Regions from separate parts of the Mus musculus genome. Here regions 2, 3, 4 and 5 are each linked to region 1. A link is a loop called in an ENCODE intact Hi-C map of the cell type or tissue named here. Cell type or tissue: heart. All regions are shown on one strand.

The links. Peaks named below come from ENCODE experiments on the same cell type or tissue, not always from the same donor. Only the 100,000 strongest peaks of a DNase experiment are listed, where the experiment ranks them.
Region 2: a loop joins it to region 1, with 5 times the contacts of the local background. A loop is called at or near these places in 2 of 42 quality-filtered maps.
Region 3: it touches region 1 in a loop (2.0-fold over the local background); 5 of 42 quality-filtered maps call a loop at or near these places.
Region 4: a loop joins it to region 1, with 1.9 times the contacts of the local background. A loop is called at or near these places in 7 of 42 quality-filtered maps.
Region 5: a loop joins it to region 1, with 8 times the contacts of the local background. A loop is called at or near these places in 8 of 42 quality-filtered maps.

Annotation. Positions count from the first base shown.
Region 1 is chr12:54,983,767-54,988,766 of GRCm38, reverse strand. It overlaps Baz1a (bromodomain adjacent to zinc finger domain 1A), which reads left to right and starts at 2,431. Exons shown (of 27, transcript NM_013815.2): 1 at 2,431-2,605; 2 at 2,960-3,101. The coding sequence starts at 2,989. It overlaps Gm51983 (a long non-coding RNA gene), which reads right to left. Exons shown (of 3, transcript XR_003950194.1): 3 at 4,118-5,000. In heart, a CTCF peak has its summit at 3,025; DNase peaks (open chromatin) are centred at 2,406, 3,076, 3,226 and 3,866; H3K4me3 peaks cover 2,762 bases; H3K27ac peaks cover 2,405 bases.
Region 2 is chr12:55,299,662-55,304,661 of GRCm38, reverse strand. Ppp2r3c (protein phosphatase 2, regulatory subunit B'', gamma) reads left to right here and starts at 1,662. Exons shown (of 14, transcript NM_021529.4): 1 at 1,662-1,747; 2 at 1,867-2,068. The coding sequence starts at 2,011. It overlaps Prorp (protein only RNase P catalytic subunit), which reads right to left and starts at 2,025. Exons shown (of 7, transcript NM_025373.1): 1 at 1-2,025. The coding sequence starts at 754. In heart, no CTCF peak of the experiment used is centred here; DNase peaks (open chromatin) are centred at 1,411 and 1,961; H3K4me3 peaks cover 3,085 bases; H3K27ac peaks cover 2,685 bases.
Region 3 is chr12:54,861,436-54,866,435 of GRCm38, reverse strand. Cfl2 (cofilin 2, muscle) reads left to right here and starts at 3,559. Exons shown (of 4, transcript NM_007688.2): 1 at 3,559-3,692; 2 at 4,603-4,910. The coding sequence starts at 3,690. In heart, a CTCF peak has its summit at 3,080; DNase peaks (open chromatin) are centred at 3,555 and 4,345; H3K4me3 peaks cover 2,764 bases; H3K27ac peaks cover 2,654 bases.
Region 4 is chr12:54,828,625-54,833,624 of GRCm38, reverse strand. No RefSeq gene overlaps it. Among named protein-coding and RNA genes, the nearest start is that of Cfl2, 32 kb to the left of the region's middle. In heart, CTCF peaks have their summits at 2,855 (motif pointing left) and 3,572 (motif pointing left); a DNase peak (open chromatin) is centred at 2,844; H3K27ac peaks cover 19 bases.
Region 5 is chr12:55,076,762-55,081,761 of GRCm38, reverse strand. It overlaps 2700097O09Rik (RIKEN cDNA 2700097O09 gene), which reads left to right and starts at 1,652. Exons shown (of 8, transcript NM_028314.2): 1 at 1,652-1,781. The coding sequence starts at 1,685. Srp54a (signal recognition particle 54A) reads right to left here and starts at 1,266. Exons shown (of 16, transcript NM_011899.4): 1 at 1,026-1,266. In heart, a CTCF peak has its summit at 2,869 (motif pointing right); DNase peaks (open chromatin) are centred at 1,301 and 1,591; H3K4me3 peaks cover 1,713 bases; H3K27ac peaks cover 531 bases.

The DNA of each region.
Region 1 (5,000 bases):
TAAGCTCTGCGCTGTTCTTCACATGGGAGGCCCTCAGTCTGATATGAGAACAGTGGCTCTAGACCTCTGAGGTCTGACTATAGATGAAAGATGTGTCCTGATCCACAGGCAGAGGATGAGAGAGAGCCTGGACCTTACCAGGGCTTTTCAAACCTTAAAGCACACCTCCAGTGGCACACTTCCTCCAACAGGGTCACGCCTCCTAATCGGTCTAATCTTTTCAAAGAATTTCACTCCTTGGTGACTCAGCATTCAAATATCTGAGCCTATGGGGGCCATTCTTATCCTAATGACCCCAAGAAAACAAACTTTTGTACATGATAATTTTAGTTTTCTAAGCTTACATAACACCTTCTAACAGTCACAAATTAAATAAACTATACATAAAACCCAGAACATAAGTATACTGAAAATTGAGTATGAGAACAGAAAAATCGATTTTGATAGTATTTATTTGATAGGTAAAAGAATAAAATCTTAATTTTGGGAGCATAATAAAATAATCTAAATAGTCAATATTTGTATTTATAATAAGAAAATAAACACTTGCTTTTAAATTTTTAAAGAAAAATTTAAAATCATATTTACTTATTGGAGTGGGGGGGCACACAAAAGAGGAGATCAAAGGACAATCTATGGGAGTGGGTTCTCTCTTTCCCCTATGTGGGTTCTGGAAATGGAACCTAGGTAGTCAGGTTTGGTGACAAGTGTCTTAATCCACAGAGCCATTTGCCTGCCTATCTCGATTTTCGATAATTTAACAATTTTTAAAATGTAGCAAATAGTAAGTTGAAAACTAGAAGTATTCAGAGAGTTTAATCCCTTTCTAGATTCCCACTTATTTTAACTTTTGGATTATATGCATACTGTGCTAATACAGACCTCAGGCTAGGGGCTTAGCATGCTTAGGCCCCTGGGTTCACCTATCTCTCTCTCTCTGTCTCTATCTCTCTGTCTCTCTCTCATGCACGCACACACAACACTCACCTTGTAAATTAAATTTTCTTCTTGCCCCTTGTTTAGGGGACTGTTGTAGGTGCTATTAATAACTACTTCCTAGAGAATTCTTACTATTATTCTGTATATTATTTGGAGGTCAATTTTTTAAAAGTTTTTTGTTTGTTTGTTTTTCGGGACAGGGTTTCTCTGTATAGCCCTGGCTGTCCTGGAACTCACTCTGTAGACCAGGCTGGCCTCGAACTCAGAAATTTGGAGGTCAATTTTCAAAACACCAAGTCTTTAAGTGTGTACTGTGTACTTCTCTGAAAAGCATACAGTCTTACGTATATACTTGCCACTGGGAGACTTGTAAGCTTCTGTGGCTATGCTCATGCAGAAATGTGTATGCACACACACTATTAACTGCTTTTTAGTGCCATAGAACAGACTTTCACCAAGTATTATTTTACTCGTTCTATAATCATAGTAGTTTGAGAAGTTCATAACTGGTAAATAGTCTTAAACACCACCACCCACATACAAATAGTTATAGAAGATCCCAGTTTTTAAAATCATTTCACAGCATTAGTAATTAGGAAAAAAAGTAACATTTTACTGGAAGACTATTCCTCAGTTATACTTTTAGACTCATTCTTACATGTTAATTTGCAAATAAGCAAATAGAGTGATGGCAAAAATTATTAAAAGTTGGTGAACATTCTGAATGACTTCTAACTTAGAATATCCTTTTCAATTCAAAAGTCCCAAGTCTTATAAGAATTAAATTTGGTTTCATTTGTGAAAATTACTGATATGGGAAAATTGTTTAATGAGACATCTCGGTAGTAAATTTAACATCGTTAGGACTCTAATTGAACTGAAAATTGACCTTAAGTTACTTGTAGATTATAAGTTACTTATACTTTTTAAAAATTCTGGGTTTAGTTTTAAATATGTAGGGGGATCATATAAGTGAGATGACATTTCAAACTTTTGTCTTTTCCTGAGCTATCAAACTCTTTGAATTGTTTTAAGTATCAAGAAGGACTGGTGTCAAAAAAAGTTCTTTCTTTCAAGATGGATGATTACGCATGCAAAATACTTTGAGGGTTTTAGCGATTTCGTTTCTTATTCTTCCTTTCTTCAAAACGCAATTTAAATCGGAGCCGGAATCCCCTTTTCAACTCAATAGCTGGGCGCTGGTGGCCCATTGGAAAAGATGAAGACTTTACTTTGTCTGCCATGTGTTTAAGGAACACTAGCGCTTTCCCCAGATCTTCTGGCCGATAATCTCAAACATGGAGGATGCTTCTGATTCCTCACGAGGGGTTGCTCCATTAATTAATAATGTAGCTCTCCCAGGCTCTTCGCCCTCTCTTCCTGTATCAGTGACAGGCTGTAAAAGTCATCCAGTAGCCAATAAAAAGGTAGAAGCGAGAAGCGAAAAGCTCCTCCCCACAGCTCTTCCTCCTTCAGAGCCGAAAGTAGCTCAGAAACTTCCCGGGAGCGCGGAGAGGCGGGGAAGTGCCGGCGGGACGCGATCCCCGCGCGGAGCCCGGCAGTGGCAGCGGGAGCGGCGGCGGCCGGGAGAGACTCCGGGGCGGGGCGGGCCGGGACCTCGCGGCGTTCCTCGTGGGAAGGTGCGGCGGCGGGCAAGTGCTCGCAGGTGAGGGGCTCGCCAGCCGGCGTCCCGGGGAACCGGGAACAAAGCGCGGCGGCGCCCGGGCTCCGTGGCCGCCTAGCCCCGGGGATGCGTCGAGCACGTTGCGAGTCCCGGGACCGGTGGTGCGGCGGCCCGGAGCGGCGCTGGGGGGTGGGGGGGGGAGCCGCCGCACCGCCCGCCGCCGGGCGTCCGCCCCATTGTGAGGCGCCCGCGGGGCGCGCCGGGGCCGCGGCCGCCCGACAGACTGGGCACCCCGGCGGCGGGGAGGACCGGACTCGTCTGTCACACAAAAGGCAGCCGAGCCGCCCCGGCGCTCCCCGACCTTACCGGCTTTCTCCTTTCCCTCCAATTTGCTAGGGGCGCGGGCGGACGCGCGCAGCCGGGAGATGCCGCTGCTTCACCGAAAGCCTTTCGTGAGGCAGAAGCCGCCGGGGGACCTGCGGCCGGACGAGGAAGTTTTCTACTGTAAAGTCACCAACGAGATCTTCCGCCACTACGAGTAAGGCCGGCCGCGCAGCGGGGACAGCCGCCCCCGCGCCCTTTTGTCTGTCTGTCTCCTCTTTCTCTCCCGGGGCTCGTGACGGGTGGCCGGGCCGCCCATCCCCCGCGCGCCGTGACCGCGTGGGGCGGCTGGCGGCGGGGCCCGCGGAGGCCGGCGACCGCTCGGAGCCGCCGCGCTCGCCCGGGCGGGCGGAAACTCCCCGCCTCGCCCCTCCCCGCCGTGGCCGCACGCGCTCGGCCGCCGGTTCCGGGATCCCCGCCGGGTCAGCCCGCGCGCCGCCCCGGTGCCTCAGCCCGGAGAGGGATTCTCCGAGCCCGAGGGCAGGAAGCGGGCTGGCCCCGGACTGGGTTTTTCGCGGTCGCGCGTGGCTTCTGACGTTTGGTAGTGGGAGGCTGCCGGGGCTGAGGTGGGGACGGGGCGGGAGTGGAGGCTCGCTCCGCGTTGGGGGCAAAGGGGTTACTTCACCGGCCGGGAGGACGGGGCCGGGGAGCGTTGGGGCACGGGTGTCCTGAGCGGCGGCCTCGCGTCCCGCGCCGCCTAGGCCTGGGAGTGTGCGACGAGAGCCACGCTCTGTCACCGCCTCTTCTTGGTGACTAAACTCCGGTCCCCGGGGAACTCGGCGTCTCCGCCCCCAGGAGACCTGCGAGGGAGTAGTCGAGCGGAGCGTGGGGAAAGGAGTGGGAGATAGCGGGGTCCCGGACGCCCCTGGTTTTCCTTTCGAGCACCAAGAGCTAGGCGGTGGGAGTTGGGAGAGGGGGGTTAGACAAGTTCAACTCCAGCTTCAGTTTGTCGCCTCCACCGCCACCTCCCCGCCCCAACACACACTCCCTCCTCTGGCTCATGTGGGCCGCCTGACATGTGCCACTGCTTTTGTTTTGATAAGAACCTGAAGCTGCTGCAGATGTAGCTTCAACTCCCAATTTTTTGTCATTGCTTGGTGTATCCAAGAGTTTCCGTGCGTGGCTCAGTGACACGAAGCAGCGACCGGTGTTTAAACAGACTCTTAAGTGAGAACCCGAATTGATCAGTCACGGGACATACACACACACACACACACACACACACAAGCCCTCTCGTTCTTTCTTTCTCCTCCACGCAGACTCTCTTTGTGGCTTAGAAACCGTATGTTAATAGCAACCGAATAGGTTGTGTGAAGGAGGATTTCTGAGTTTGGGGGCCTGAGAGAAAGGCTTGATCCAGGGATGTCTTTAGGCGAACTCAACAGCCAGCTGAGAAAGGAGTAGTGAGATTAGAAAAGTCAGTTCCAAGAAAGACCCTCCACTCCCTACCCTATCTTCAGCTCCCTAGAAGGGGTTACAGGTAACCATGTTGTATCTAGAGAAGTAGATAGTACTTTTCACCAAACAGTACCCTTAAGTAGGAGTGCACATCTCACTGGGCTCCTGTATAGACTTGTTTTATTACTTTGAGTGCACTCTTGTAACTTCTTAGGTGGAATTGAGTTGGGTAACTGTGCGAGGATGATGTCTTCATCTAATGTTTAAGCTAAAATCCTTAGGAACATTTCTGATTAATTTTTAATTTAAGAGTACCAAGAAAATAGTTAACAGGCTCACATCCAAAACTCTTCCTTGGTTTTATATAAGCAGTCTTTTGAAAAGGCTCTCCTGGCATTGGTTGAACCAGAGGGTCTGCAAGTTCAAGGCCAGCCCGTGGGCCACAGTGAGTTTTGGTTCAGTCTCTCGCTCTCTCGCTCCAAGGTTTCTTTGAAACTGGAACAGAGTGGCCTGACCTGGCCCAAAAATTTTTTATTTTTTATTTTAATTTTTTTTATTTTTGGTTGTAAATTGTTAAAAAAAAAAGACAGTTGGCTCTTAATACTAGAACTTATATATCTTAAATATAATTTCTTATTGATTTTTTTTATTATCCAGT
Region 2 (5,000 bases), 320 kb before region 1:
GGGCTCCTTGTATACAGTCACCATAGTTCTTTTTGGAAGGGACCATGACTTTTTTAATGTCTTCTAACAGCAACAAGGACTCTCTCCATCTGTCTGAGTGGATCAATCCCCGGATGAGAAGGGTATAACCCCCAGATTCTAAACTCTTGTACTTGGCTTTCATGATTTCATAGACATCAATAACTTCTGACGTCTGCTTATGAAAGACACAGAGATATAAATACTTGACGAGTAGATTATAGCCCACGATGCCATTGTTCTTTGCTGCTACCCAAGCCAGGAGAGACTTGGCCACATCTACTGAACAACAGTTGCGTGCCATCTGTGAAATGATGAAGTCTTCAAAACTGGCCTTTCCTTTGAAATCTTCTTTAAGTTTATCCCACTCTGCGGAATTCAAAGGTTTAGTTGGAAGTTGGACAGAGCTTCTCACGGGCAAGGCATGACCTTGATTCTGAGGGTTAGCACCTATGTGGGACCTCTTCTTAGCTGCTCCAGCAGCGAAGTAATGAGGATCAGAAGAAACCTGCCCATTGTTGTCATTCCCTTTCCTGTGTGTCCTAGCTTTGGTATCCAGTAGATTGAGTGCTTTGCTATTTGGAGGGGTAGTAGGTTTAACAGAAAACCATCTTTGTTGGTTCCCGATGGCACAGAGAAAGAAGGGGGTAGAAGAGGTCGCAGGGCCTAGCTCAAAGTAAGGGTTGCTCTTCCAAAGTTTCGGGATGCTCCGAAAACCAGACAAATAGAAGGTCATGCTGCAGTGAGTTGAATGAAACTTAAAAATAAAACAGTTTCACTCCACTACGTAAAATTAAGGTATTGGGGGCCCGAGGATATGGAAGCGCAGTTCTTGAAAGTGAGACTTTTTTTGTTTCTCCGTTACAAACAAATCAAGACTATGTGTTTGGAGCGATGTAATGGTAAGGAAAGCACACGTGTTCTATTTATTAAATAAGGATCCAAAGACGTCCAACACCAGTAGCAATCCCTAAACCAGAAGGCGGAACGGGAATCCTGAAGTGCCTGTTACCTTCCAATTTTCGAATCTGAGGAAAAAGCACATGGACTCCCAGTTTGACTCGTGTGGATTATGATGGTCCCGAAGAGGGGCGGGATACCAAAGGAGCTAGAACAGGGAAATAAATAACAACGAACAGGAACCACCAATCGCAGCCCCAGCAGTAGCAAGAAAAGCCAGTCTAGGGTCCCTTGCTCTTCACAACTCTCTCCGGGCCGCAAAACTCTTCGGAGAAGAGGGGCCATGGAAATGCAGCATAAACATCATAGGGAAGGAAGTGAGGTCCAGAAAGAGCTCAGACTTAACTGTACGGAGGGTCGACAAACGAAGTTCACTTCATTAAACAACTCACCACGCCACTCATGCTTAAAGGAACCATAAACGCGGTGAAAACTACAATACCCACAACGCACCGCGCTGAACGTGGTGCTGGGGCCTGGAGCGCTTGAATTCCAGGGTTCTGTTGAGTACTGAGAAGATAAACAAACCAGGATAATTTTGAAACTTTTAGTATCCGAGAGGGCTGGATACCGCTGCGTCTATTACATCGTAGGAACGGTTAAGGTTTCCAGAGAAAGAACAAAATGTGACGAAAATGCTTTTCTCAATTCGGAAATGGCAATGGAGTCCCGTAACCTGTGGCGCGCACGCGCTAAATGCCCAAGCGAAGAAGTCACGCAGGCTTCTTCTGGCCTTTAGAAATCCGGCTTGGTGAGCTGCGACACCTCCGTAAGAAGGATAATTTTTTCATCTACTTCATGTCTGATTTTCGTCCATGCTAGCGTGATCGCCGTATCCGGAATAGCTACAGCATCTTTCCTTTCCTTTTTTCTTTTTTTCCTTTGTAGCCAAGGCTTCCGCCCGTGCCCAAGATGGCGTCCAGGCGTCCTAATTAACTTCCACCTGTCTTGGCGAAGTCTGACGTCGCGGCTGGCAGTGGGTGGAGCTCTTAACAAACTGCAAATGTAGGGTCCTCTGAGCGGGAGTCAACCATGGACTGGAAAGACGTGCTTCGCCGGCGGTTAGCGTCGCCCAACACGGATCCAAAGAGTGAGTTTGAGAGGGACCGCCCTCTAGATAGCCCGCCCCAGGCTAGAAGTGGCGGACAGGGTGGATAGGGTGGAGGAGCTAGTGAGAGCTGTACTTTTGTCTGTTAAACTTCTCTGACAAAGGAGTCAGAGTGGAATGTGCTTTGGAGATCTACCAAGGGGTGACCCAAACTTCCCTGGTAAATGCCCTGCTAGGAATGAGAGCATAACGGTGACCTCAGTTTTCCACGATCTTAGACTTACGAACCAGACTTACGAACCTTGGTTCAAACCTTCAATCTTTTCAAGACCTATAATTCATCCTTATAGGTTTTTTTCCTTCCCTAGAAATAGCGTTTTATCATCTAGCCGAGGCTAGACTTGACTTATTGACCCTTTTTGTTCCTGCCTCCCGAGTCCCTGCCACCTTTTAACTCTCTTTCACTTAACCCTCCATTTTAAATTTCATGAATCCGTTTTACATTGCTCGTTCCTTGGTCCTTCACACTTGCTTTCCAGTCTGGTAAAATCCTTCCAGCTCCACACCAGCACCCAGGCAGCTGCGATTGGCTAAAGAAAAACAGAACCTGGTTGTAGGCATGGCTCAGCCATTAAAGGCTAGACTCAAACAAAGAAGAACACCCAAACCATGGTGAGTTCTAAGGTGAAGTGTCTGTTTTGGTGGCATCTGCAAGAAGAGCGTTTGCTTTTCTACACTTAATTCCGCTCATCTTCCCAAACCTCCAGTCTGCCCTCCACTGTTCACCTTAAATCGATGAGCATATTTTTCAAATATATATATCTTAAAGAGGAAGTAGAGGCAGTTTATAAAGGAGAGCCTCAACTGTTTCCAGTTACCATTTCACTCAGGTCTTAGGTATATATCCTTACAACCAACCTTCACCTTTAGAATGTATTGTCACCAGGTAGTGGTGGCACGTGGCTTTAACCCCAGCTCTTGAGAGGCAGAGGCAGGTGGATCTCTGAGTTGGAGACCAGTGTGGTCTACAGGGAGTTTCAGAACAGCCAGGGCTACACAGAGAAACCCTGTCTCTATTAAGAACTGTGTATTGGACTTGAGTCCCTGAAGTCCCTCACTGGATTGCATTCCTTTTCATATACTCGATGGCTTCTCTTCTGTGTTCTCCTCTCTCTTACATTGTTTACTTTGCCTTTTCTCCTCCATCATTTCCATTGCCACTAACAAACATGTAACAGCCTGCATGTATGCGCGTGTACCATTTTTGAGTGTTGCCTGTCGAATGTAAATGAGGTCAGGGCTTACCTAGGGTTGAGGGGAAGCCTTTATTGTAGATATGAGGGAGAGTTCAGACTAGAAAGGTCCAGACTGAATCTGACCAGCAGTATAGACGGGCATAGAGGGGAGCGGTGGGGAGAGCATGGAAGGGGGTGGGGGTGGACCAAGAGAGCACATGGGAACCAAGAGCTGAGTCAAGGGAGTGAGTAGCCAACATGCCTGAGTTCTGTAGGGTCAGAAGCTGAAGGAAGGGAAGCTGAGCCCACTGGAGAGTGGTTTAGGGTAGGAGCTGGGGTGAGAAGAGCTGGGAGAAGCTATAGGTATTAGGTAATGCTGGGCTCCTGCTTCTGCCCTGATATGTTAGTAGGCACCTCAGCTCTTTGTCCCAGGTTTCTTTGAGACCTGACACCTGCAAAGGCCAGAGAAGGTATTGGAGCTCCTGGAGCAGGAGTTACACGTGGTTATGAGCTGCCATGTGGGTGCTGGGAAGCAAACTGGAGCCTCCTACATAAATAAGAGAAGCAAGTGCTCTTAACCTACTGAGTCAACTCTCCGGTCCCCCCGCCAAAGTTTGCTACATTTCTCTTCACCTTTAATAGGAATACCTCAACTAGACCATGAATGTATAGCAAATTACCTAGATTGTATGGTTAATATTAATAGCTTCTTCTTACGGCTACTGCCATCAATGTAGTAGATCCTATGTGCTAATTATTTTACGCATACCCAAGGATATATTCTTAAGGATAGCCCTTTACCTGTATTATCAGATTTTCTTAATTATTATCATGAGCATATAAAAAGCTGGTATTTTCCCAGTTGAGAAACCTTTTTAGGCCAGGTACATACCTGTAATCCCATTACTCCAGAGGCAGAAGCCGGAAGATCAGCAAGTTAGGCTAGTCTGTAAAATTGTGAGTTCCAAGCCAGGGCTACTGATCTCACCTTGTCTCCAAAAGAGTAAAGGCAAACCCAAGACAAACAACAGCAGCTCCCTGTGTGGTCCCCTTCCCCTAGCTCTGCCTTACTGTTTTTTCCCTGATGACTCTGAGGCTACAACTGTGCTTGTCTCTCATTCTTGCTTGTGAAGAATCATCAGTGGCCTCTAGACAGATAATTCATTGGTCCTTTTCAATTCCCATCTTATTTGCAAAATTTTGCAGTTTGCTCAAGTAGTACCAAGCCATATTAAAGAACCTGTGGCTCGGTCCAAGGTTAAAGGTTAATGTGACAGGGACAACGGAAATGCTGTGACAGGTGAAGGGCTGAGGAATCCCTGGAGTCCTCTTCTGAAGAAAATAATACAGAAAAAATAGTGTTGAAAAACTAGATTATAGAATTGAAGAGCCCAGTGAGGCTGAAGCGAAGCTACAGTCCCTCGGTTCTAAGTTATCAGAGTGTGTGAGAGCGTATACTTCAGAAAAAACCTGCAGAAAAGACCTGTGATCCTGCTACATAGACATGCTAGCTCTCATCCGTGATCCCAGCACTTGGCTGACTGAGACAAGAGGCCATTTGAGCGACAGAATGAGATTCTGTTTAAAAAAAAAATAGGCTTGGGAATCTGGAGGTGTGGCTCAGTGTTAGAGTGCCTGCGTAGCGTGCACACTGCCCAGGACGTGAACCTCAGTAAATATTATCTCCATAAATATTTTCCTAAATAAAGAAAAATGGCTCAATGAGAAAGTTACCTGTC
Region 3 (5,000 bases), 120 kb after region 1:
GGGATGAAAAGCCTCTTCCATAAAAACTTTATGACATTTCACAGGCTAAAGATCCTGTGCTCAGATTGGTGGAATTAATATTGTAAAAATGCTTGTGTTAACAAAAGCAATCAATACAAATCCACCTTAAAATTCAATGACATTATTTATAAAACTATAAATGGCAGTCTCAAGGACAAAGAGTAATTCTGGAGTTATTAGAAGACTTGGTCTCAAATTCTAGGTCTGTCACAGTAACAAAACATCAAAGACAAGTAGACACACACACCAATAGAATATAAGGTTCAAAAAGAAGCCCAACTATAATAGTCTAACACATATATTAGGGAGAGAGATGGCTCAGCAATTGTGAGCACTGGTCGTTCTTCCAAAGACCTGTGTTTGATCCCCAGCACCCACATGGCAGCCCACAACCATCTGTGACATCAGTTCTAAGGGAACTGGAGCCCTCTCTGACCTCCATGGTGCACAGATATGATACAAACAATTCATACATATAAAATAAAAATCTATCAAATCTCAATTAAAAGAACTTGAAATACTTTGGGGGGAAGGTTGTTAAGCAAATGATCTCAGGAAACTGGATTTCCACAAAAAAAAAAAAAAAGGAGAATGGTCTCACTCTACATGGACCCACAAATTTAAGATGGATCTAAAACCTTCGTGTGAGACTCCAAACTTTGAGACTGCTAGAGGAAAATACAGGAAAAGTATTTCAAGATATAGGTCTAGGCAATGATTCTCTAAAAAGGACTCCAATACCTCGGGAAATAATACCAATAACTGGCAAATAGACCACACGAGGCAAACAGCTTCAGCACAGCAAAGGCAGAAGGCAGAGGGAGATGATAACGACACGTGAGATGTGTAAGTCATAATGTTAACTACTAATAAAATAGGCCAGCACACCTTTAATCCCAGAACTCAGGACACAGAGGCAGGCAGATCTCTGTAGGCTAACCTGGTCTGCATAGCAAATTCAGGCCAGTCAGTCCTACACATATAGTGAGACCCTGTCTCAAATAAATAAATAAATAAATAAATAAATAAATAAATAGATAAATAGATAAATAGATAAATAGATAAATAGACAAATAGACAAATAAATAAATAAATATTGAAAGGACAAGTTACATTGGGTCAGCAATAGGCTTTACCAGAATAGCAGGTTTCTACTCTTGGCTTGTTTAGTTGATGCCAGCTGTCCTACATGGGACTTCATTATACAATTCCTAAAAGCAAGCACTCTTTTTTTTTTAATTAGGTATTTTCCTCATTTACATTTCCAATGCTATCCCAAAAGTCCCCCATACCCTCCCCCCACCCCCTACCCACCCACTCCCACTTTTTGGCCCTGGCGTTCCCCTGTACTAGGGCATATAAAGTTTGCAAGTCCAATGGGCCTCTCTTTCCAGTGATGGCTGACTAGGCCATCTTTTGATACATATGCAGCTAGAGTCAAGAGCTCCCGGGTACTGGTTAGTTCATAATGTTGTTCCACCTATAGGGTTGCAGATCCCTTTAGCTCCTTGGGTATTTTCTCTAGCTCCTCCATTGGGGGTCCTGTGATCCATCCAATAGCTGACTGTGAGCATCCACTTATGTGTTTGCTAGGCCCTGGCGTAGTCTCACTAGAGACAGCTATATCAGGGTCCTATCCGCACAATCTTGCTAGTGTATGCAATGGTGTCAGCGTTTGGAGGCTGATTATGGGATGGATCCCTGGATATGGCAGTCTCTAGATGGTCCATCCTTTTGTCTCAGCTCCAATTTTTTTGTTTTTGTTTGTTTGTTTGTTTTTTTTTTTTGAGTGAATTCCTGTATAGCCCTGGCTGTCGTGGAACTCACTCTGTAGACCAGGCTGGCCTCGAACTCAGAAATCCGCCTGCCTCTGCCTCCCCAGTGCTGGGATTAAAGGCATGCGCCACCACTGCCCGGCAATTTTTTTTTTATTTTACTATTTATTTTTTTACTTATTCACTTTACATTCTGCTCATTGCCCACCTCCAAGTCACCCCCTCCCACAATCCTTTCTCCATGCTCAAGAAGCACTCACTCTTAAGAACAAACTAGGGCTGGAGAGATGGCTCAGTAGTTAAGAACACTGACTGCTCTTCCAAAGGTCCTGAGTTTAAATCCCAGCAACTACAAGGTGGCTCACAACCACCTATAAGGATATCTGATGCCCTCTTCTGGTGTGTCTGAAGTCAGCTACAGTGTACTTATGTATAATAATAAATCTGTGGGCCTGAGAAAGTAGAGTGGACCGGAGCACCCACAACAGGCAGCTCAGGCAGCTCACAATGGTCTGCCACTCTTGCAACTCTAGCTCCAGTGATCAAACATCTTCTGGCTACTAAGGGCACCCACACACACATAGCAGACCTTCACACAGATACACCTACATGTACACTGAGTAAAAACAAAAGGATTTTTTACATTTATTTTTTATGTGTGTGCACATGTGCAGGTGTTTGTGAAGGTTAGGAGAGGGAGTCAGGGTCCATGGAGCTGAGCTCACAGGTGACGACTGCCTGTGTGCTGCCTGACATGGGGATAGGGTACCACCAAGCTCGATGACTTAAGTTTAATTCCCAGGGCCCACACGGTAGAGGAGAAATGACTCCCACAGCACACCTATTCACACACACACACACACACACACACACACACACACACACACTCTCTCTCTCTCTCTCTCACACACACACACACACACACACACGATTTCAACACAATTACCAAATCAAATGTGTCAGGCCCTTTTCTCTCCACATATAAACATTTATTTTTCTAGTAATCTCAATACATCCCATTTACAGGGGAAAAGAAACGTAACTTGAGCAGTTTCTGGTTTTACTTGGATTATAATTCTGTCCAAGGTATCTCCAGAGACTTTTTGTGACCTCACCCTCTTCTTGCAGAATTCCAGGTATAAGCCAACATTCCTGCTTCTCATTCTGCCTTTGCTTAGTACTTCAATCACTAAGGTAATATTTATAGTGTTCGTTCTCCTTTTAGTAATAAGAGGGGTCTAAACCCAGGGAGGTGGTGCTTGCCTGTAATCCCAACACCTGCAGGATGGAGGCGGGATCCGTTCAAGGTCATCTGCAGTTACTTCATGAATCAAGAGACCCGCAAAAGACTCCAAACGAGATCCTGTCTCAATTCAAACACACAAAGAAGAATAAGATCTTAACGATTCATTCAAAGTCGGGGCTTTCCAAAGGGGTCCCGAAAGGTTACAATCCGGACCCTTTCCGTGGAAAGCGCAAGTGAATGAAGCAAAGAGCTCTCTACCCGACCACCACACCCCGTTTCCTCACGTCACAACCCCCCAGAGCAGCGCCAGGAGCCCGCGAACCGCTCGAGCGTTGAACCCGGATTGGTCGCTACGACCATCCCTGTCAGCATCGGGGCTCCCGCCGCCGCTGCGCGTGGTTCTGCTAGCGGTTCTGGAGCTCCGGGGTCAGGCGGAGGACAGCGGCGGGGGCGGGGCCTGACCACGTGACCGCCCCCGCCCCGCCCGCCCTGCGGCCCTCCAGCCCGCCGCCCGCCCGCCCGGCTGCAGCTCCCGGCGTGCCCTGCACTCTCTGCTGCCCGCCGCCGACCCCTCCTTCTTCTCGTCCCAGTGCCACCGAGCCGGAGTCCGAGCCACCGCCGCCGCAGCCACTTCAGCCGCGGGCACTATGGTAAGGTGGGCGCGCCGGCGGGGGAATGCTGGGCGCGGCGCGGATCCCCGCGCGGCCGCCATCTTAACCCTGCCTGGGCCTGTGCGGTGGGCGCTTCGGCGCTGCGGGCCGAGGGCTCGAGGCCCTGCGGCCGCTCCGAGTCCCGAGGCGGGAGGGCCCGGCGCAGGCCCGGCGCGAGAGGGTCGCTCCTTGGGCCAGGGCCCCCGCGTGTTGCTCTGCCCTGCGCGGCTTAAGGTTTTTAACTCGCGCGCTGTAAGGTTGGTACGTGGCCAGCAGCCTCTGGGTGAGGGTCTAGGAGGCCGGCCATAACGCCGTTCCGAGGAGATTGAACAGGTAGAAACCTATTTTAAAACGCTTTTCTCGCCGTAGGGAGCCTTTTCACGGGATCTGTTAGTTTCAAAGCGGCTGCCAATGGGCGGTGGGGCGTAATCGCTGTAGCCGCAGCGGGTTGGAGTTTACACTTGATTCTCTTTCCTTATGTGGAAGCAGCCGTGGCTAAGACGGCTTTAAAGAAAGAAAAAAAAAATAGTAGAAGCGTTAACTGAAATCCTGGAGTGTTTTTTTTTAAGGCCTGCAGAGTTGACACAATACAGAAGGTATTTTTGCTGCTGCTCCTGAAGCTCTGACATCACCCAGTGAAATAGGAAACATTTCAGGCATGGCTCAACTGTATTTGTCCCTTCCCACCTCCCGTTAGCGGTTCTCTCCGTACTCCTTTAAGAAGGATGAATGAGCAGTATGAGTTAGACATTTTACCCGTATCTTCTTCTGATATTTAAAATTGACAGACCTAATAGGACTGCTTACGTTGTTTGGTGCAGTTTTTTAATACTCTGGCCAGACTGAAGTCTATGATTTTGGTTAAAACCGAAATCCTTATTCTAAATTCCCACCCTTTGTTTGTTTTCAGGCATCTGGAGTTACAGTGAATGATGAAGTCATCAAAGTTTTTAATGATATGAAAGTAAGAAAATCTTCTACACAGGAGGAGATCAAAAAAAGAAAGAAAGCAGTTCTCTTCTGTTTGAGCGATGACAAAAGACAAATAATTGTAGAGGAAGCCAAGCAGATCTTGGTGGGTGACATTGGTGACACTGTAGAGGACCCCTACACATCTTTTGTGAAGTTGTTGCCTCTGAATGATTGCCGATATGCTTTGTACGATGCCACGTACGAAACAAAAGAGTCTAAGAAAGAAGACCTAGTATTTATATTCTGGTGTGTAAAAACAAAAGAAAAAAAGTACTTCTAAAAGTGCAAGGATTATTATTATCAGAGTCAGTTTTTGCCTTTGTTTTTCTTTTGAAA
Region 4 (5,000 bases), 160 kb after region 1:
AGCCAGGGCTACACAGAGAAACACTGTCTTGAAAAACAACCCCTGTTAACTGTGCTTATGTTATAGCTTGGAAACCTGTACAGTTAACTAACTGATTCAAAGAACACACTAAATGCCTTAGGGATGCTCCACTCCTCGGGAGAATTGCATTAAAAAAAAAAAAAAAAACTAGATTGAGGGAGCTGGAGAGATGGCTCAGTGGTTAAGAGCACTGACTGCTCTTCTGAAGGTCCTGAGTTCAAATCCCAGCAACCACATGATGGCTCACAATCATCCATAACAAGATCTGATGCCCTCTTCTGGTGTGTCTGAAGACAGCTACAGAAGACTCATATATAATGAATAAATAAATCTTAAAAAAAAAAACAAAACAAAGAACAACTAGACTGAGGGCTGGAGCCATGGCTCAGCTGTTAAGAGCAGTGACTGCTCTTCCAAAGGCCCTGAGTTCAATTCCCAGTAACCATATGGTGGCTCTCAACCATCTGTAATAGGATCTGATGCCCTATTCTGGTGTGTCTGAAGACAGCTACAGTAGTGTACTCATATAAATATAATAAATAAATCTTTTTAAAAAAATAGATTGTTGCTGGGCAGTGGTGGCACACACCTCTAATTCTATTACTCAGGAAGTAGAGGCAGGTGAATCTCTGAGTTTAAGAGTTCAAGACCAGGGCTGGTGAGATGGCTCAGCGGGTAAGAGCACTGACTGCCCTTCAGAAGGTCATGAGTTCAAATCCCAGCAACCACATGGTGGCTCACAACCACCCATAATGAGATCTGACCCCTCTTCTGGTGTGTTTGAAGACAGCTACAGTGTACTTATGTATAATAATAAATAAATCTTAAAAAAAAAAGTTCAAGACCAGCCTGGTCTATAGAGTAAGTTCCAGGACACCAGGGCTATTATATAGAAAAAAAAAATGCCTGTCTTTAAAAAATTAAAATAAATAAATGAAATGAAAATTTGACTTTTTTGAGACAGGGTTTCATTATGTAGCCTTGGTAGTCTCAGAAGCTCTGGGAACCTCTAAACCTCAGAAATCCCACTCTAGTGCATCTGAGAGCTGGGGTTAAAGGTGTGTGCTACCACATCTTTTTAGATAGCAGTTTTAGGTTGGTGGCAGTTCTGGGCTGTAGGAGCAAAGACACCTCATATACCCACTACCCCCACACAGCAACACCCCACAACAGTCAGAGACAGTGTTTCATTTTGTGGGCCTACACAGATGTGTCCCTGTCACAGCACCACAACTCACTTTACAGTTCATCTTTAGTATGGCAATTGTAGGTTGGACAAGTGTGTTCATACCAGTGTATGTAATAGAAAGCCCTTAGGTGGAGGTCAAGACCAGACCTCGCCTTAAAGATAGATAGATAGATAGATAGATAGATAGATAGATAGATAGATAATGATAAGTAGATGATAGATAGATAGATAGATAGATAGATAGATAGATAGATAGGGTAGATAAGGTAGATGATAGATAGATGTTAGATAATGATAGTTAAATAGATGATAGATAGATAGATAGATAGATAATGATAGGTAGATAGATGATTGATTGATAGATAGATAGATAGATAGATAGGTAGGTAGATAGATAGATAGATAGATAGATAGATAGATAGATAGATAGATAATGATAGGTAGATAGATGATAGTAGATCTGCCCTGTGCTTTTCCCACTCACCACCACCACCCTCCCTGAGCCCTGGCAACCACTGGTCTTGTCCACCAGCTCCATAGTTTCCTCTTTCCTAAGGTACAGTTGGAATCATACACTGGGCGTGGTTGCCTGAATCATACAACGTCCTTGGCTTCTCTAACTAAAAAGTATTATTTAAGTATTAAGGTGCCCTATGTCTTTTCATGGCTTTGAATCTCATTTCTTTTTTAGTGCTGAGCTAATATTCCATTGTCTGGATATACTACAGTTTATCCACTCACCGTGTAGGACATTTGGTAGGGAGTGTTGCATATATATGAGACAGGGTCTCATATAGCCCATGATGGCCTGGTACTCCTACACTCTTGCCTCTACCTCCCAAGTGCTGGGATTAACTACAGGTATGTATGGCCATCCTGGGAAGGCATCCTTCTTAGTGTGTGTATGCATGTGTGTATGTATATGTGTGTGTGTGTTTGTGTATGGGGGGGTGTATGTAAATGTGTGAGATTACATTCACCTTTTGAATCCTTTAAAACTCTTTCTCGTTGAACCTGGAGGAAGGCCATCAATCCTCTGTCTCCACCTTCAACAGTGAGGCCATGCTCTCAGTTTGTTATGGGTGCTGGACCCAAACTCAGGTCTTCAGCCTTGACCGTCCCTTTTGTTTGTTTGTTTGTTTGTTTTATTTTGTTTTGTTTTCGAGACAGGGTTTCTCTGTGTAGCCTTGGCTGTCCTGGAACTCACTCTGTAGACCAGACTGGTCTCGAACTCAGAAATTTGCCTGCCTCTGCCTCGCAAGTGCTGGGATTAAAGGCGTGCGCCGCCACGCCCGGCCCCTTTTTTGTTTTGAGGCAGGATCTCACTTGAAGTCTCCCCGGCCCCTTAGAACCAACGCTGATTTTGATTTGCTGATTCTGCCTCAGCCTCCGAAGCGCCAGAATCACAGGTTTGTTGCTAGCTCACCCAGCCAGATGCGTCTTTTATAGATGTTTTCTTGCATTTTTTATTTCTCATTCTCCAGTAATTATTTTTAAATTATTTATTTAATGTTAATGAACACACCCCAAATCCATTCTATAGTTCAACAGGCAAGATCCTGTAGTAAGGCTGAAGTAGCTTGGTAAAGCTGACAGAGAAATCCACAGCCATCTTCCACGGTGTGAAAGGCCAAGCCCGCCCTCTAGTGGTTCCCTCAGCAGAGCCACACACCACTAAAGCTTTGTAGACTCGTGGCAATTACAACTCTCTATCTCTACTATTAAAGTAGAGAAATGTTTTAGGTTTTTGTAGTGCCAAATTCATTCTTTAGTCGGAGTGGGGGCGGCGTGTTGTTTTTTTTTTTTTTTTCAAGACAGGGTGTCCAGGAACTAACTTACTCTTGTTCAGGCTGGCCTTGAACTCACAGAGATCTGTCTGCCTCTATCTCCTGAGTGCTGGGATGAAAGGTGTATGCCACAAGATCTGTCTCTATCTGAATTTATTTTTTTATTTTTTAAAGATTTATTTATTATTATACGTTAGTTCACTGTAGCTGTCTTCAGACACACTAGAAGTGGGTGTCAGATCTCATTACAGGTGGTTGTGAGCCACCATATGGTTGCTGGGGATTTGAACTCAGGACCTTTGGAAGAGCCTTCAGTGCTCTTACCCACTGAGCCATCTCACCAGCCCCCTTTTTAATTTTTTTAATTATTTATGGGGTTGGTGAGATGGCTCAGCAGTTAAGAGCTCTTCTGAAGGTCCTAAGTTCAAATCCCAGCAACCACATAGTGGCTCACAACCACCTGTAATGAGAAACAAATGAAAAACCTTTGGGCTGAAGCAAATGGGCTGGATCGAGTGGTGGCTCACAACCATCCGTAATGAGATCTGATGCCCTCTTCTGGGGTGTCTGGAGACAGCTACAGCAAGCAGGGACGGAGGGAGAGCTGGAGAGTTGACTCAGCAGTTAAGAGCACTGGCTGCTCTTGTGTACTTACATATACTTATTTATTACATATAATAATCTTTAAAAAAAGATTGATTTATTTATTATTTTTTAGTTCTTCCCCCTCGCCTTCTCACACTCGATCCAGTCCATTTGCTTCAGCCCAAAGGTTTTTCATTTGTTTCTCATTACGGGTGGTTGTGAGCCACTATGTGGTTGTTGGGAATTGAACTCATGACCTCCGGAAGGGCAGTCAGTGCTCTTAACCGCTGAGCCATCTCTCCATATATTCACTCTTCACATATTGTTGTGGGGCAGTCACCAGAGAAGACAGCTCATACTTGGTTACAAGCTAGTAGAAAGTCTTTATTAGCCAGTGTGTTTGGGATCCTAGGGTATTGCTGAGCCTTTCTCGGGGTGAGCTTTTAACACAAAAACCATGTTCTAGCACCACATACTTCAGTTAACAAGACAGCCAGAAACAGAGCGACAAAAACAAAAAAGCAAAAAAGTTAATATATTTAGATACTTTCCCAGAATTCTGGACTTTGATGAATTAAGTCTTTGTTTTCATTTTGGCATGTGGTGTTGTCTGTGTGCTAAAGTTTACAGCCTGAATGGCACTTCCATCATGGAGTCAGTTGTGCTAAGGTCTGGGGCCCTGTCAAAATATATAGTTCAGGCTCAGCCTCCTGGTCTCAGCTGCTTCACTCTTCTGAGTCCTGCCATCTTTAAAAACAGGATTTTATTTTATTTTATGTGAATGGGTGGGTTTTTTTTTTTCAGGCATGCTTTTATAGGTCAGAAGAAGATGTCAGAACCCCCATCTCCACTCCATAGGTTCATATATTTCAATGCTTAGTCACCAAGGGTTGAAAGTCTTTGAAAAGATTAGAATAATTAGGAGGTGTGGCCTTGTTGGAGGAAGTGTGTCATGGGGAGTGGGGGGAGGCTGGTAGAAGTATCAAAAAGCCCATGCCAGGCCCAGCCTACAGATCAAGACATAGCTCTTAGCAACTTCAACACCAAACCTGCCTACCTCCTTGCTCCCCACCATGATAATGGACTTAAGCCCCAGAAACTCTAAGTAGAACCCGATTAAACACTTTCCTGAGTTGGCTTCGTTACGATGTCTTTTCACAGAAATAGGACAGCGACGAAGACAGATTTATCTCTTTATTTCTTCTGCATCTCCACATTTCTGATAGATTACTGCTGCCAGATTAGGTTATATTCAAGGCAGGGCTATTGGAAACCTGCTCTCAGGTTGGCAAATTCACTGGCCCAAAGGACCAAAGCCAAGGAAGTCATCATGGGAAAGGGGGCAGGGGATAAGGGGAGGAGAAAGAGAGGAGAAAGGAGCATTCTTGCAGAGAGAAAGAGAGAGAGATTGACTGATT
Region 5 (5,000 bases), 93 kb before region 1:
CACACCAGCGCATTAAAAAAATAAATAAAATAAAATAAATTTTAAAAAATTTAAAAATGGCTAATTAAAAGGAAGAAAGCTACTATTCCAGTAGCAGGCACAGAGAGTTACAGGAGTACTCCTTGTATAACAGTCTTTATTAAATCCCAAAATACTAAATCTGTCATATCAAAAAGTTGAGGTAAAGAGGTCTGAGGGAAATGTCTCCCTCCTCTTCTGCACTGATGCAGCTATGTCATTGGAACTATATTACTTAACCCTCTTCTATCCTTGTAAGCCTATTAGGAAATTAAGGGTAGCCTTCAAAAGCAAATGACTCAGACAAATCTCTTAAGGGGCACATTAACTGTCATCACTGTCCTGTGTCTCTTTTGGCCTAACTAGAGTCGGGCTATATTATATACTTATAGCCTTTTTCATCCTCTGTACTGCTAGAATCTTCATGTTAGGAGCACTGTCCTTCATTACTTTATCTCTTCAGCTTAAAAAGAGAAAACAAGAAAAGAAAGCCTCAAAAAAAATTGTTCAAATGCATATCTAACAACTAAGTGAAGACTGGTAACCGAAAAGCTGATTAAGAAAGTTTCAACAACAAAAAATACATTGTCACTAGCTTCGACTTATTAAAGTCCTTAGCACATCTTATCACTGTCGCGGAACTAAAAGTTCTGAACAATATGCTAACCAACATGTTAGTAAACACTAAAAGATAGGAAAATAAACCCTAGTATATGTCAAAAGGCTTTGGGGAAATAGCTTTATCTAAATTCTTGTTCGGGAATGCCTTCCATGAGCCAAGCCTACCAATGCTTACTTATTTGGCTCGGGTAAATCTGAAGACAAATTAAAAGGGTAGCAGCGCAGCGTTTGGTAAAGCTTGCAGTGGAGGGCAAGAGTAAAATAAAAGTGTCAGTGCACCTCAGCCTCGGCGATCACTGCCCGTGGCCACCCGGGAAGACTTCCGCAGAAGCGGCGCTCTAACTAGGGGTTCCCAGGGCGGAGCGAGGAAAACCCCCCACACTCACCGCAAAAGGCGCCACTAAAGCCGTGGCCCCACAGGGCCGGCGAGCCCTTAGCGAGGCCCCACGCCGCCGAAGGAAACCCAGGAACGCTGGAAGCTGAAGGACAGGGACGGAGCCCGTCGCCCAACTTCCCAGCTCCAGAAACTAGGGGCCCAGCGCCCAACACAGTGAAGCCAACTCCCACCAGCTGGAACACCGACGACTGCCACCGAACCTTCCGCCCAATGAGGAGACGTCATCACTCGGCGGAGTTCAGCCCTTCGTGAAAACACACTTCCGCTTCCGGGGCACAAAGCCCCGCGTCTACGGCTCCCCCGAAAGGATAGAAGGGGTGTTTCTTTGCTGGAGCTGACCTTTGACCTTAGTGTTCTCCCTGTACGTCACTGCCGCGGCAAGCTAGCAGCGAGACAGGACCTCCTCGGGTGCGACCTCGAGGAAAAGTCAGGACTTAGGGGAAAGCGACTACGTGAAAGAGTGCAGAACTCCGCAAGGGCGCGCGGCCTAGGGCTTCTGAAGCCGCGGGAGGCGGGGTCCCGGAGGGGCGGGGTTTGGCGTTTCGGCTCTCGGGATTGGACGATCTGAGGAGGGCGGGGTCGCAGCGCGCGTGTCTGGCTGCGCGTGCTCAGTGAGAACCTGCTCTTGGCTTGTCCGCGCACTTCGCCATGGACTTTCAGTCCGCTCGGAGAGCTGTACTTCAGTTGCTCGGAACTACGGCTCCCGCAGATGTCCCGGCACTGCTCCACTGGATGAGGACTACCCGTAAGCAGTCATGGCTAGAGCCTGGCAGTTGGCTGTTGGATTTAGTCTTTGGGTACCAGGGAGGGGCGGGGCTAGGCACCAGGTCTCTTGGTCGCTGCATACCCTACACCTAGTCATCAGACTGCATTTTAGGATTCGATACCTGAGAATCAACTTTAGGTGGTTTGTGATTCCGGTGCTGATTTTGGGCAAGCTTCTAGAACCTCTTTGTTCAATTACTCGTACAGGCCGATACTACTTGAAAAAGCTCTGTGCAAGAAAGGTTTTAGGCTGTGGAGTTATCCTCAAGGCAAATAAAATCACATATACCTAGTACATTTATCTTATACATGGTAAAATAGACCAATTAATAATCTTCCATGGTATGGGGAAGAAAAAAAACACTTCTTTTTAAACTGTTAATAGTTAATATGAAAACTCACAAATTAGAATCGAGGAAATGAGGTGATTAGATCTAGTTAATGGATGAAACTTTTCTTTAGCAAAAAAGGTAAAGCCTAGTGAACGCACTGTTTTAGTTATATACTTGTCTCTTTTTGAGAACTCTACCAATGTATGCTATTCTGAAAAACACTAATCCCCAAGGTTACTTTCATTCAGCTCCTTAAAGTGTTCTTATTTGATAAGACCTTCAGTATATTTTTAATTTTTGAGGCAAGGTCTCATCTAGTCCTGCTAGACCTCCAAGTTAACAGAGTATGACTTAGAACTCTGATCCTCCTTCGTCCATCTCACCTGCCCTGGTGCTGAAGATCAAACTCAGGCCTGTGCTCTGCCTACTGAGCTACACCCTCAACTCCAGCTTCCACTTTTAGATCTTCAACCTCTGACCTTTTAGGAAAAATATTCTTGGTGTAATTCAAGAATTGTTGAAGGTTTTGAGAGATTATTTTAAGTGAGGTACCAAACTAAAGATTGCTTGAGGCATATGATAGCTAAGTGTATCTTGGGAATGCAGGAACCCAGGCAGTACTCTGTGGTTATATACACATATAAGAATAGTGCTTCAAGATGGGAATTTACAAAATAGGGTTTTTTTGTTTGTTATTTTATGTATATGAGTACACTGTCGTTGTCTTTAGACGCACCACAAGAGGGCATCAGATCCCATTACAGAATGTTGTGAACCACTCACTATGTGTTTGCTGGGAGTTGAACTCAGGACCTCTGGAAGAGCAGTCAGTGCTCTTAACTGCTGACCCATCTCTCTAACATATTAGGTTTTTTTTAAAGACATGGTCTCACTATAAACATGTTGTCTTCTATCACTTCATTAAGCCTAACATACCTAGTTGTTTTTTTTTAACCTAACTAACCTAGTTGTTTATAATAGTACCAACTTCCTTCTAGCTTTTCTACATACCTCAATATCAGGTCATTTATTCCAAAAGCATTATTAACTACTAAAATACAGTGTTGGAACTGGAGAGATGGCTTATTGGTTAAAGGTTCAGACTTACAACAAAAAAATGTATTGTTGGCTGGGGCAGTAGTAAAGTGTAAGGGGTCTTTGCGAACACCAGAACTGGCAGAGTATAATTATATTGAAATTTTTCTCAAAGTAATTGTTACTTCTTCCATGAAGGTGGGTTTCAGAGATCGGGTATATATGTTTCCTTAAGGGCCTAAGTGAGGATCTGGTTGGTCTCAGATAGATAGCACAGAGGTAGGTCATCTGGTCCTGCTGGTGGGAGCTTGGTATGTCCTGGCCCATCAGATAGTGCCAGGATCACCTAGTCCAGTGGGTCTCAAACCTTTCTAACACGTTAATACAGTTTCATGTTGTGGTAACTCCCATCCATAAAATTGTTTTCCTTCCTGCTTCACGGCTATACATTTACTAGTTATGAATCATAACATAAATATCTGAAATACAACCCCTATGAAAGGGTCATTCAACTCCCATAGGGTCATGACCCACAGGTTGAAAGCTGTTGATCTAAGCTATTAACCAGCTCCAGTCCCAGCCATCTGAGCAGAAAATGCGTTTTCTAATCTTTTCCCCTAGAAAGACAACTTTTATGTGTTAATCATACTGTTTTCTGCAGTGCTGTTTGTGAGTGCAAGGACCTTGAGTGTGCTCCCAACAGCAAGGTGCTTGGTACACAACCATGAGGACCAGAGTTCCACCTCTACTTCTCATAGCCTCCATACTACTAGGATTGCAGGTGTAATCCCACTGCTGCCTGAGTTATATCCTGTGTATTGGTATAAAAAGCCAGTCAGTGGTGCATAGCACATATAGTCCTAGCACATGGAATCCCAGCTCTGGTAAGGCAGATATACTGATCCCTCAGGGTCCCTACTCAGCCAGCCTCGCCTAACTTGGTGATTTCAGATCCCATTAAGAGACCCTGTCTCAAAAACAATGTGGAGGCAGCTAAGGAGGAGGGACATAGGTTCTCCTCTGGCATCCACATGTATGCATACATAAAATACACAAATGGACTGTTGCCTTTTCTGGCACTTGTGCAATTACTAAAATAACTTCCCTCTTAGCCTGATTGAGTTATTTGTAATTCAAGTCCCCAGATTTGAAGCATCCGTTGAACCTCCATTGTTCAAAATTGGATTGCCTTTAAATTCTGTTCCAGATGTTAATTTAGTAAAAAAGTAGTTCCAGTATCACTGAGTAAAAGGTATATTTTTACTCTTGAATTTTATTTTGTGTGTATTGGGGGTCGGGAGAGCTTGTCACTGTGTGCATGTAAAAATCAGGACACTTGGGGGAATTGGGTCTCTCCTTCTACACTACATTCCTGGTATCAAACTCACGTTGTCAGGCTGGGTAGCAAGGGTCTTTACCTGAGCCATCTCACTGGTAACATTTTTGCTTTTTAAAGATTTATTTTTATTTATGTGTCTGTGTAAATGAACGCCAGGTGTGCCAGTGTTTCAGGGCTTAGAAAAGGGTGTTGAACCTTTTGGAGATAGAGGTGCAGGCAGTTGTGAGCCTCCTGAGCTGAGTGCCGAGAAGCAAACTCAGATCCTCTGTAAGTCCTCTGCAAGAGCAGCAGCAGCAGCCAGTGATCCCAAGCACCAGGCCACCTGTCCATCACCTCACCCTTCCCTTCTACTCTGGAAGTTTGTGTAGCTGACTAGAAAACAACTTGAGTTTCTGAAGAACAGCTTTTGTTTGGTTGGTTGGTTTTGATTTTTTGAGACAGGGTTTCTATGTGTAGTTCTGATTATCCTGGAACTCACTCTGTAGACCAGGCT